2 separate regions of the Homo sapiens genome follow, and region 2 is linked to region 1. A link is an interaction called in ENCODE POLR2A ChIA-PET data of the cell type or tissue named here. Cell type or tissue: MCF 10A. All regions are shown on one strand. Links, peaks and the distances in the headings refer to the core of each region. The heading gives the core; the rest is flanking DNA.

Evidence for each region. ChIA-PET counts read pairs that join two places held together with the same protein. Peaks named below come from ENCODE experiments on the same cell type or tissue, not always from the same donor. Only the 100,000 strongest peaks of a DNase experiment are listed, where the experiment ranks them.
Region 2: POLR2A ChIA-PET joins it to region 1 with 7 read pairs; 5 of 35 experiments call an interaction of 5 or more read pairs at or near these places.

The regions. Positions count from the first base shown.
Region 1 is chr20:38,041,119-38,046,497 of GRCh38, reverse strand. The region is part of intron 2 of RPRD1B (regulation of nuclear pre-mRNA domain containing 1B); the gene reads right to left. Among named protein-coding and RNA genes, the nearest start is that of RPRD1B, 10 kb to the right of the region's middle. In MCF 10A, for the core only: no CTCF peak of the experiment used is centred there; a DNase peak (open chromatin) is centred at 2,407.
Region 2 is chr20:38,112,771-38,118,149 of GRCh38, reverse strand. LOC124904899 (a long non-coding RNA gene) reads right to left here. Exons shown (of 2, transcript XR_007067580.1): 2 at 3,272-3,530. Among named protein-coding and RNA genes, the nearest start is that of TGM2, 50 kb to the left of the region's middle. In MCF 10A, for the core only: no CTCF peak of the experiment used is centred there; no DNase peak of the experiment used is centred there.

The DNA of each region.
Region 1 (5,379 bases), core at 118-5,117:
GCTTTCCATTTGAATGTAATTTCCACAGGGGTGCAGATTTGTCATTTTCTCCCATTGCTATATGCCCTTGAACAAGCACAATGAATATCTGTCAAATTGTAATCTTTTCCAGAAAAATGTATATGGGTTTCGGTAAGTAATACAGTTACTTAACTTTCAACAATCATCTTACTGTATCAAGGTCATGGCAGAAATCAACTAAGCACTCCTCAGCTCGACCAATGAAGGTTTACAAAGAATAAGAAGGCCTGGGTCCTGACCTCTAGGGCTCGACTCAGCAATCCCTCAGACCTGTTTTTAGTCTCCTTTCCCTACCCTACCTGGAACTTTGCATTCCAGCAACACCCACCCGTATGTATTTGCTACTCAGAATTTGTTCTCTCATGTGCATGTGCCTTTGTTCATGCTATCTCTTCTCCTTCAAATGGAATAGCCAAAATTGAACAAGGCAAAGGGAAAGGAGTAATTCAAGTAGCTGAAGTATATGGGGGAATGTGCGGAAACTGCAGAAGAATCTGGAAGGAGGGTGGAATTCAATTACAGCGAGCCCTGAATGCCATATTAAAGCACGTGGCCTGCAGGCAATGGGAGGTCCCTAATGTGAGCAAATGTATAGCTTAGAAAAATAAAGTCATTATAATTAGTAAAACCAAATTGCAACTAATCAGAACTTAGTTAATGAACTAGCTGGTACTTTTAGCATAAAATCTGTTTGCTGCAGATTCTCTGTTCGCTTAAAAGAAAGAGAAACCAGTCTCGAGAATAAATTCTTATCAAGGACTTAGTTTAAAAGTAGGTGGGTATCACAACACACACCCACCACCCACCATTCCTGGAGATACTTGGGACTCCATTCAGGCTAAGACTGGTTTTGTGTACAGTTTCAGGCACAGTGGAAAATGATGCTCAAACCTGTTATAACCACAAAACATTTTCAAAAGGCTTTTACTACTAAAGGCCAAAAGGGGGGTTCTAGTTTAATTAGTGAATATAACTAACCAGGACAGATATTTCCTTGAACATTGTGGTAAATCAAAGTTTTGCTAGATAAGTTTCAAAGTTATACATAAAATATTCAAGAAATCTTTCTACTGATTAGGTTTTGAAGGAAGTAGCTCCAGCGAAATGGAAGTCACTTTGGCATCTGGAATTAGATACAACCAAAGTAATAAAGCCGTTTTATAACAGAAAGAGAAATATTTTCAGGTTGTACTAACTCCAATCTAAACTGAGAAATCTTTAAGTGGAAAAAAAGACTGAACAATCTTTGCCAACAATCTATGAATAAAGTGGAAGATGGCAAATAATTACATACACAACTTAATATTACGTTGAACACTTCATATTTTAATTCTGATTAATAACAAATTCAATCACTTTATTTTTCAATACAGATAGCAAAACTGACCTTTAAGAGTGAAAAATGTATATGATACACACAAACAGAATTGGCTGCTTGACGTGTCAGCTGGACACCTGAGTCCCTGCAAAGCCAGCCTTGGGGGCCTTTTCTTCCTCTACAGTTCTATGGCACTTTTTCAGTACAACCACAGTAATTTGTACAACTCTGTCTTATCTCATGCACAGCAGGCCTATGGTAGGCCTACTAAGGGCAGGAATTCTAAGTATTCCCTACACTTCCAACAGTACCTCATGTAAAGCTGGTTCAGAAAGGAGTTAACACAGAAGGCCAGACTGCTACCCTTAGGGAAGTGGTCTGGGAACTTGGGATTTCCGAGTGTCCCTACCATTTCCTAACTGGTAAGGGTGGTTTACTGGGCCTAAATTGTTTGTGCAAGCAATACGGTTCTTAATGAACACCTGAGCCTGGCGCGGTGGCTGACGCCTGTAATCCCAGCACTTTGAGAGGCCAAGGCGGGCAGATCACAAGGTCAGGAGATCAAGACCATCCTGGCTAACATGGTGAAACTCCGTCTCTACTAAAAAATACAAAAAATTAGCCGGGCATCATGGCGGGCGCCTGTAGTCCCAGCTACTTGGGAGGCTGAGGCAGGAGAATGGCATGAACCCGAGAGGCGGAGCTTGCAGTGAGCCAAGACCAAGCCACTGCACTCCAGCCTGGGCGACAGAGTGAGACTCCGTCTCAAAAAAAAAAAAAAAAAAATGAACACCTGATTTATTTCTGGGAGCTTAGAATTTTGGCAGAGGGTGTCTACATGACCAATCCAATAAAAACTCTGGGCACAGAGTCTTTAATGAGCTTTCCTGGTAGGTTACACATCATACACATCACAACTCAGTGCTAGAGGAATTAAGCGTGTTTGTGGAATAACACTGAGAGAGGACTCGGAAGCTTATACCCAGAGCGCTCCAGTCTGCTGCGGGTACTGCATGCACATCACCCTCTGCTGCTGCTGCTGCTTTGGATCCTTTAGCTGTAATGAATCACTGCCATGACTATGACTACATGATGAGCCCTGTGAGTCATTCTAGGGAATCACCAAACCTGGGAGTGGTCTTGGGGCCCACAACAATAAGTAAATATCATGTGGGTAACTCTCAAATTTATGTCTCCAGAAATCAAGTCTCTACTGAGCTTCAGACTATTTTATCCACCTGCCTATTTGGCATCACTCCTTGGAATATTCACTAGCCACCTCACACTCGGCCTGGCCAAAACAAAACTCGTGATTTCCTCCACCAAATCTTTTCCCCAATCTTCACTTCAGTAAAGGGCACCATCAGTCATTCCTTACATCAAAAACCTAGAAATCGTCTTTGATTTCTCTTTTCACTTACTACCAGCTCCCACTCAACGCCTATAAATCCTATCAGTTTTACACTGGAGAGGTGGGGATCCTCCCACGAAGGAAGCACTCAATAAATGGAAGCTATTAGTATCTTCCCATTGCTTCTGAGTCCTAGGCAATGTCACCTCTAGCCTGCATCACAGCAATATCCTCCAAACTCATGTCCCCGCCCCTCCCTTGGCCTTTACAATCCATCCCTCTACACTAAGCCATTTTTAAAGAGGGATGTTTTAAAAATGTATGTTGGAATATATTGGAATATATCATTCCCCTGGTTAAAACTCTTCAATGACATCCCATGAGAAAAAAATCCTAACTTCCAAGACTTACAGGGTGTATGTGACTGCTGCATGTCCACCTCTCGGACCTCATCTGGATATCACTTTTCCCTTTGTGCACTATATTCTAACCACACCAGCCTTCATTCTGTTTCTCTTAGAAGGCCAAGATGATCTCTGCCTTAAGTTTTTCTTAATAGCTGCTCCCGCTTCGCATGATTACCGCAAATGTCATTTCCTTAGAGGCCTTCCTGAACCACACTACCTGTGAGATCCTACTCTAGAACATCACTCCATTTTACTATGTCCATATTGTCCTGCTCTGAAAGTATCTTGCTCATTTAATTGTCTTTGCCTGCCTTGTTCACTGCTGCTCCCCCCGTGTCTGGATCCATACTTGGCACATAGAAGGCACTCCAATACATGTTGAATGAAAAATGACATGGACAGCTGTCTCCTCACTGGGAAGAAAACAAGGCACTTGTATGAAAAGCAAGTTTGCAGTCTGGTTAATTAAACTGCTATTCAAATCAAATCTATCCTATGAACTTGGCAGCTTTCTCTGACTTGAGAGTTTTTTTTACTGTTTGTTTGTTTTGGGTGTGGAGGTGTCTTTTATCATAAAAATATCCCTCATCAATTTAGTCAACAGTAATGGGTCAACTATCTTTGTTCATCAACTGACCACAGAAAAAGCACACAGAAAGTATATGTTAATTAGGCTACTCCTACTGTGGACGAGCTGCATCACGGTTGAAGCAGAACTGTTGGACTTTCTGTCCCAATAATGGGGTATAAGAAAGGAGATTGGAAACATGGGTATCCTGAATGTAATACCCAAGCAGAATCTTAAAAGAACCAGAATGCAAACAGAAAGGAATTCGGGCTATTTTATTGAGAAGGACCAGGTTTATCTTCCTCACACTGCCACTGAATCTGCCAAGACACCTAAAACCTGGCTAGTTTTTAAGGTGTTCCCAAGAAAAAAGGAATTTTTAACCCTGGTGTTGCCCACCCCCTTTTCCACCCCTTTCTATTTACTTTTTGGTTTCAGGACAGCTAAAGATTACAGATCGTTTGTCTGTTTGTAATTTAGAGACAGGGTCATGCTCTGTTGCTAAACCTGGAGTGCAGTGGTATGATTATAGCTCACTACAGCTTTGAACTCCTGGGCTCAAGCAATCCCCCTGCCTCAGCCTCCCAAGTAGCTAGGACTACAGGTGCACACCACCATGCCTGGCTAATTTTTAAAAAATTTTTTGTAGACACAGGGTCTCACTATGCTGCCCAGGCTGGAATTTTTTAATAACACTGTTATGTTTACTATCCCTACAAGAAATCATTCCAGCCAACTCCCTAGACCAAATCTCTTCCATAATGAGTTAACATTAATTAACTCATTTAACAAATATTTACTGAACGCCTACTGTGTCAGGGCAGACCATAATGTTGCCCAGCTCCTGGGACACCACTTACATGGAGGCTATATAAATGGTATTCCTTCAAGCTACATAACTCAGCAGCTCTGTGCCAGACACTTTACTAGGTGCCTGGAATATAGGAAAAAACAAATGATCCAATGAATGAGCAAATGTGGAACAGGCATTGTACTACATACTTTTAAACATATTGTCTGTCTTTACCCTCACAACTCTTATGAGGGGGAGTGGTATCCTCCCCCTTTAGCCAGTTAGGAAATTTGGGCTCAAAAAGTTAAGTAACACATCCAAGGTCACTCACATAGTGTCTGAGGCAGAGCTACCATCAATTTCTAAGCAACTGTGAACTAAATCTCATCAAAGCAAGAAAATCTGTCTATTTCAGATAGCTCCTCTAGTAGTCTGTTCTAAGCTTACTCTGTTATGAAGATTCAGTATTTTTTTCAAGTTAATAACACATTTTGCTACTTGCGCCCATGTTGATCAAAAGGTGAGCCAGTTATGTAACTTATCCACAAAAACCATCTTTTTCATCTCTAGAAAGCTAGGTGTCATTTCTTTCTCTTGGATTTCTAATTTTATTCCTTCAAACTTTTCAAATCCTGCAATGAAAGCAGGACTTCATTTCTCATTTAAGGCCTTTCACTATATTTTAGACCTAGTAACAATTTATGTTTAACCTACTAGTCTCCCATTCATGTTTCCCAATTCCTTTTGCAAATATCTGTTTATATATTTACTTATAAACATAATATTCTAATGAACGATAGTTTTTCTTTGCTTTTCCTGGGCACCTAATTTAAGCCCACAGAAAGCTTTTGTTTTTACATGAAGTAAAGTAATTTATAAAACTTTTAATCCAATGTATGCTTTCTATGGTATTAGTTGTAT
Region 2 (5,379 bases), core at 267-5,266, 72 kb before region 1:
AAAGACAGTCCATGCCTTTATTCATGCTGTTTTCCTACTTGAATTGCCCCTACCTTCTCCTATGTCTTTGGATGTCCAAAAGTAACAGATTTCTAAGGCCTGACTCAAATGCCATTACAGATTTCCTTAATATGTTCCAATCAGAAAAAATTTTTCTCTCCTCTGAACTCCCACGCCAATTCACCGTTCATTCACTCAGAGATTATTTAAAAGGCACCAATCATGTGCCTGGCATTTTTGACATTTTACATGATTACTTAAGGGCCCATTCATCTCTGCTACTCTACTACAAACTTTGAGAAGAAGATTGTATCTTACCTCCTGCTTACTCAGAACCCAGCAATGTGACCAGCACACAGCTGGCATTCAAAGAAGGTATGTGGAATTCATTCTAAATATCCTTTTTCTCATATCAGCCTCCCCCCGGGAAACAGGTCCTCCATGGAAGGTTCCAGGCCTGATTCATTATTGCATGCCCTAGAGAACAGCCTAGAACTTAATAGAAGTTTGTTTGTTTCTTTGTTTTTTGAGTAAACACAAAATGATTAAATGATGATGGCTTTAGTTTCTACCATGACTGTCCAGTCAAAGGTTTTAAAAGGAGATGAGACTTACCTCCAGATTTGGGAGGATGGGTACAGATAAGTGAGGATTAGCAATCTAGATGGGGCACCGCAGGAAGGAAGGCATGTTACCTTACAAATATCTACTGGGAACAGAAACCATGAAAAGTACCAGCAGAATTAAAAGAGAACCAAATACTGATGGTTGCACAACATTATGAATGTATTTAGTACCACTGAACTGTAAACTTAAAAATGGTTAAGATGGTAAACTTTATGTTACATATTTTTGCAACAATTTTAATAACTGAAAAAATAGAGAAACCCAAATAGAACTTCTAGAAATGAAAAATACAATAACTGAAACATAGAAGTCGATGGTTGGGTTTGATAGAAGATTAAACAGAGCTAAAGAAAAACACGAGTGAGGCAGAAGATAAATGATCCAGAATATAGTACAGAGAAGTAGATAGGTGTTAAACATAAAAGAGAAGTTGGGAGACATGGAAGAGAGGCTGAAAATATCTGACATCTATTTAATAGCAGTTTCAGAAAAATACAAGAGAGAAAATGGGGCAGACACACTAACTGAAGAAATAATGACAGAGAACTTTCCAAAACTGATGAGAGGTACTAATCCACAAATTCAAAAATCCCAACAAATCTCAAGGAAAGTGATAAGAATAAATCCACGTCTAGACATCACAGTGAAGGAGAAAAACATCACAGACAAAGAGAAAAATCTAAGGAGCAACCAGAAAATAAGAAAAATAACCTTCAAAGAAATGACAGAGTGATGAAGACTTCTCAACAGCAACAACAGAGCCAGGTGATAGTAACATGATACATTCAATGTGCTGAAAGAAATTAACTACCCAACTAAAATTCCATGCTCATCAATATGTACTTCAAGAATATGGGTTAAATAAAAGCATGCTCAGACAAAAAAGAATAGAGCACATTCTGCTTGTTGAAACTTGTTACAGTGTACACTTTATGTAGAAGAAATACGAACACTGATGGAAGGCTTGAGATGAAAGGAGAAGTGAAGAACAAAGAAATGATCAATCCATCTGCCAGTCTAGCTGAGCACTGACTACATAAAACAATAACATTAATGTCTTGTAGAGTTTATCTTTTTTAAAAAAATAATTAGAATACACCAAAACCATGGAGTATATGTCAAATTAGAGTAGCAGTGTTCTAAGGCCTGGAAGAAGAGCAATGGTACTGATTATATTTAGACTTCAGTAAGTTAAATATTCATGTTGTAATTTCAATGATAACATTAAAAGAATAAAAACAGTGCATAATCCCCAAACTAGTGGAGAGGGGAAATAGAACGCAAAAGTAATCAGTTCAAAATGGGAAGGAAGGAAGGAAGGGAGAAAGGGAGGAGGCGGTAAGAAGAAAGGAAGGAAGGAGGAAGGGAGGGAGGGAGGGACAGAGGGAGGGGAGGGGAGAAATCACAAAATAAGCTAGTGGGTTTGCACCCATATACATTGATAAATTATATTAAATATCAAAAGACCAAATGCTCCAGTTAAAAGATGAATATTCATGAAGATTAATTAAAGAGAAATGGCACAAAAATATTAGAAATAAAAAATGAACATCACTACAGATGCTGCCAACATTAAAGAAAAAAGAGGCTATTTTGAAAAATTTTGATCCAATAAATTTGAAATTTTAAGTGAAATAAGCAACATACTAGAAGGTATAACATTCCAATTTTGATTTAAGACAAAATAAAAAACCCTAGATAGTCCTTTAACAATTAAATAAATTGAATCAGTTGTTAAAACCCTTCCAGTAAGAAAACTTCAACCTCAGATGGCTTCATTGGTAAGTGCTATCTAACATTCATCTTTGATAATCTCTTCCAGAGAATAGAAAAAGAGTGAATAAACTCCAATTCATTGTATGAGGCTGAACTACCTCGGAGGCTGAGGTGGCGGTATCCCTTGAGCCCAAGAGTTCAAGGCTGCAGTGAGCTATGATCAAGCCACTGCACTCCAGCTTGAGTGACAGAGAATGAGATCCTGTCTCTTAAAAAATGAATAAATAAAAAATGAATATTAGCCTCCCAAAATTCAACATTATTAAAAAATACCACAACCCCCTAGAATTCATTCTTCTCCCTGCAGCCAGAGGGAGTTTCTCAAACATAAATCCAATCATGCATGCCCTTGCCTAGCCATTCAATGTCTCCCTGTTGTCCTTACTATGAGCTGCATGGTCTGGCGCACTCCTGCCTCTCTCTGTCAGTTCCCCAGTCACCCATTCTGCTGTAACCAAACTGGACTTTTTTGATTTCTCAAAATATCCCAAACTCTTTCCCTCTTCAGGGCTTTTGCACAAAGCTATTCTGTGGTGTTCTACTTATTTCTTATACTCTAAAAGTTAGAGACATAACATAGTAATTTATTGCTGGGGATGGTGGCTCACGCCTGTAATCCCAGCACTTTGGGAGGCCGAGGCAGGCAGATCACTTGAGGTTGGGAGTTCGAGACCAACCTGACTAACATGGAAAAACCCCGTCTCTAATAAAAATTCAAAAATTAGCCAGGCATGGTGGCGGGCGCCTGTAGTCCCAGCTACTCGGGAGGCTGAGGCAGGAGAATTGCTTGAACCTGGGAGGTGGAGGTTGCAGTGAGCCGATATCACACCACTGCACTCCCGCCTGGGTGATAGAGTGAGACCCCATCTCAAAAACAAAAACAAAACAGTAATTTATTATGTTTCCGGGGTTGACTGTGCCCAGTTGAGTGTTTCTTTCTGCAGCTGCAGTCAGATGGGGGCTAGGGCTGCAGTCATCTGAAGGCTCGAGGGCTGGATGGAAGACAGCGCATTCATATGGTGGGCAGTTGACGCTTGCTGTTGGCTGAGAGCCCAGTTACATGGTTGGCCACTCCATGTGGCTTAGAATTCTCCCAGCATGGCAGCTGGATTCCAAGAGGAAGTGGCCTAAGAAACAGAGTCCGAAGAACCCAGAAGCAAAAGCTACTGGAGTAATTAAAGGTTACATCCAGAAATAACACAGCATCACTCCTGCCTTATTCCATTGGTCAAAGCAATCACAGGTCCCACCCAGAATCAAGGCTGGAGAAATAGACTCCATCTCTTGCTGAAGGAGTGGTGAGTCACACTGCATAAGAGTGAATGTGATGGGAGATACTGCTCAAGCCATCTTTGGAAAATGCAGTTTGCCATAGCTAGTCTCTTCTTGTCATTTATGCCTGCCCTTAAATGTTTCATGACTTTCCCTGTCCACCCTATCAAGGGTAGTCACTATGTCATGTCACTCTATTTTAATTTTTGTCATAGCCCGTATTATCATCTGGCATTATGTGATATCATTGTATAATATTTGCCTTCCTACAGCTGAACCTAAGCTCCTTGAGAGTTGGGACTTTGTCTTGCTCAGTGCTATGTTGCTCCTTCCTCATGAGGGCAGGGCGTATGGTAGGTGCCCAGAGACTTACTGAATTATTGAATGAAGCTTCTGGGGGAAGGTTTGCACTCGGCAGGCAGGAAGCTCTTTTGAACATCCAGGGATGAACCTCGTGAGAACAGGCTACTGCACATGTCATTGAGTTCCCTATTACTGGCAGGGTTCATGCAGGGACAGGATGGGCTGCCTCCAGGAGTGCCAGAGAAAGAACCTGGACTCAGAGGGAGAGGCTGGTCCTTCCCCATGCTGGACCTCAGCTCTTCTCACCTTGGGAGCCAGCCTCTCTTCTTACCTTTGGCTCCTCTTCAAGTCAACCTGATCCCTCTGGTTTCTGGGGATAATGAGCCAGGATTTATGGCTCCACTTCAATCCCTAATATTGTCACTGTCCATTCAACCTCCCCTAGGCTCTGCTTTCGCAGAAAACCCACAACGGTTATTTCTCCTCCCTTTCCCCTAACCCCGCCCCACCAGGCTTATCTTCCTATTTCAAGTTTTCTGGCAGAGAACACGGCTCCCCCATGTGGTGGGCATTGGGCTGGAGGCCTCTCCACACACAAACTTGAGGGAGGTCACTCTGTTAGAAGCCTCCAAAGGCGCCCCATTGCCTAGAGGAATGTTTTCTCCATACCACAGGCCCTTTGATTAAAGCGAATCCTTCCTTGAACCACCACAACCACCACCACCACCACACTGAGCTCTCACTGTGTGCCTGGCACTGTGTTCTGAGCTTTGCCTGTTTGACCTCACTGAATTCTCCATAATTCCTCAGGAGACAGGGGTTATTATTGGCTCCTCAGGTCACACGGTATGGGGACTTGGGACTGGAACATTCTCTGTTCAGACCACACATTTGTGAAACACTGTGAAACATTGTACCCGATCCCCTAATGGCATAGCACAGAGTAGTAGAGCTGCTTTCGGTGGAGCGGGGAGTAGGGGGGTCAGGAGCCCTGCCTCCTCAACTCTCCCACCTTCTTCCTCGAAGCAGCTCCCCCAAACCACTGAGGCACCACATCCATCATGCTCCCCATGGTGGGGCCAAGGAAGCAGAGCGGATGATCAGGTGGACTCTGGAGTCAGAGAGCTCTGTGCGTTCCAGCTGCACAAACCTGGGCCTCGGTTTCCTCCTGCAGCATGGCGCTGATGGGCATGCCTACTTTGGGAGGGTTACCATGAGGATTAAACAAGATGGGGATGGCACCCAGGAGGTGCGCCTTGCCTGTGGGCCTGGTTTATCAGCAGTCTCTGGGGTTTAGGGGAGCTCCTCAACACCTCCCTCTGGACTCAAAACCATAGGCCCAGGGTCGGGAGCTGAGGAGTCAAGGCAGCCCTGACCCCTGCCAGGAACACAGGCCGATCA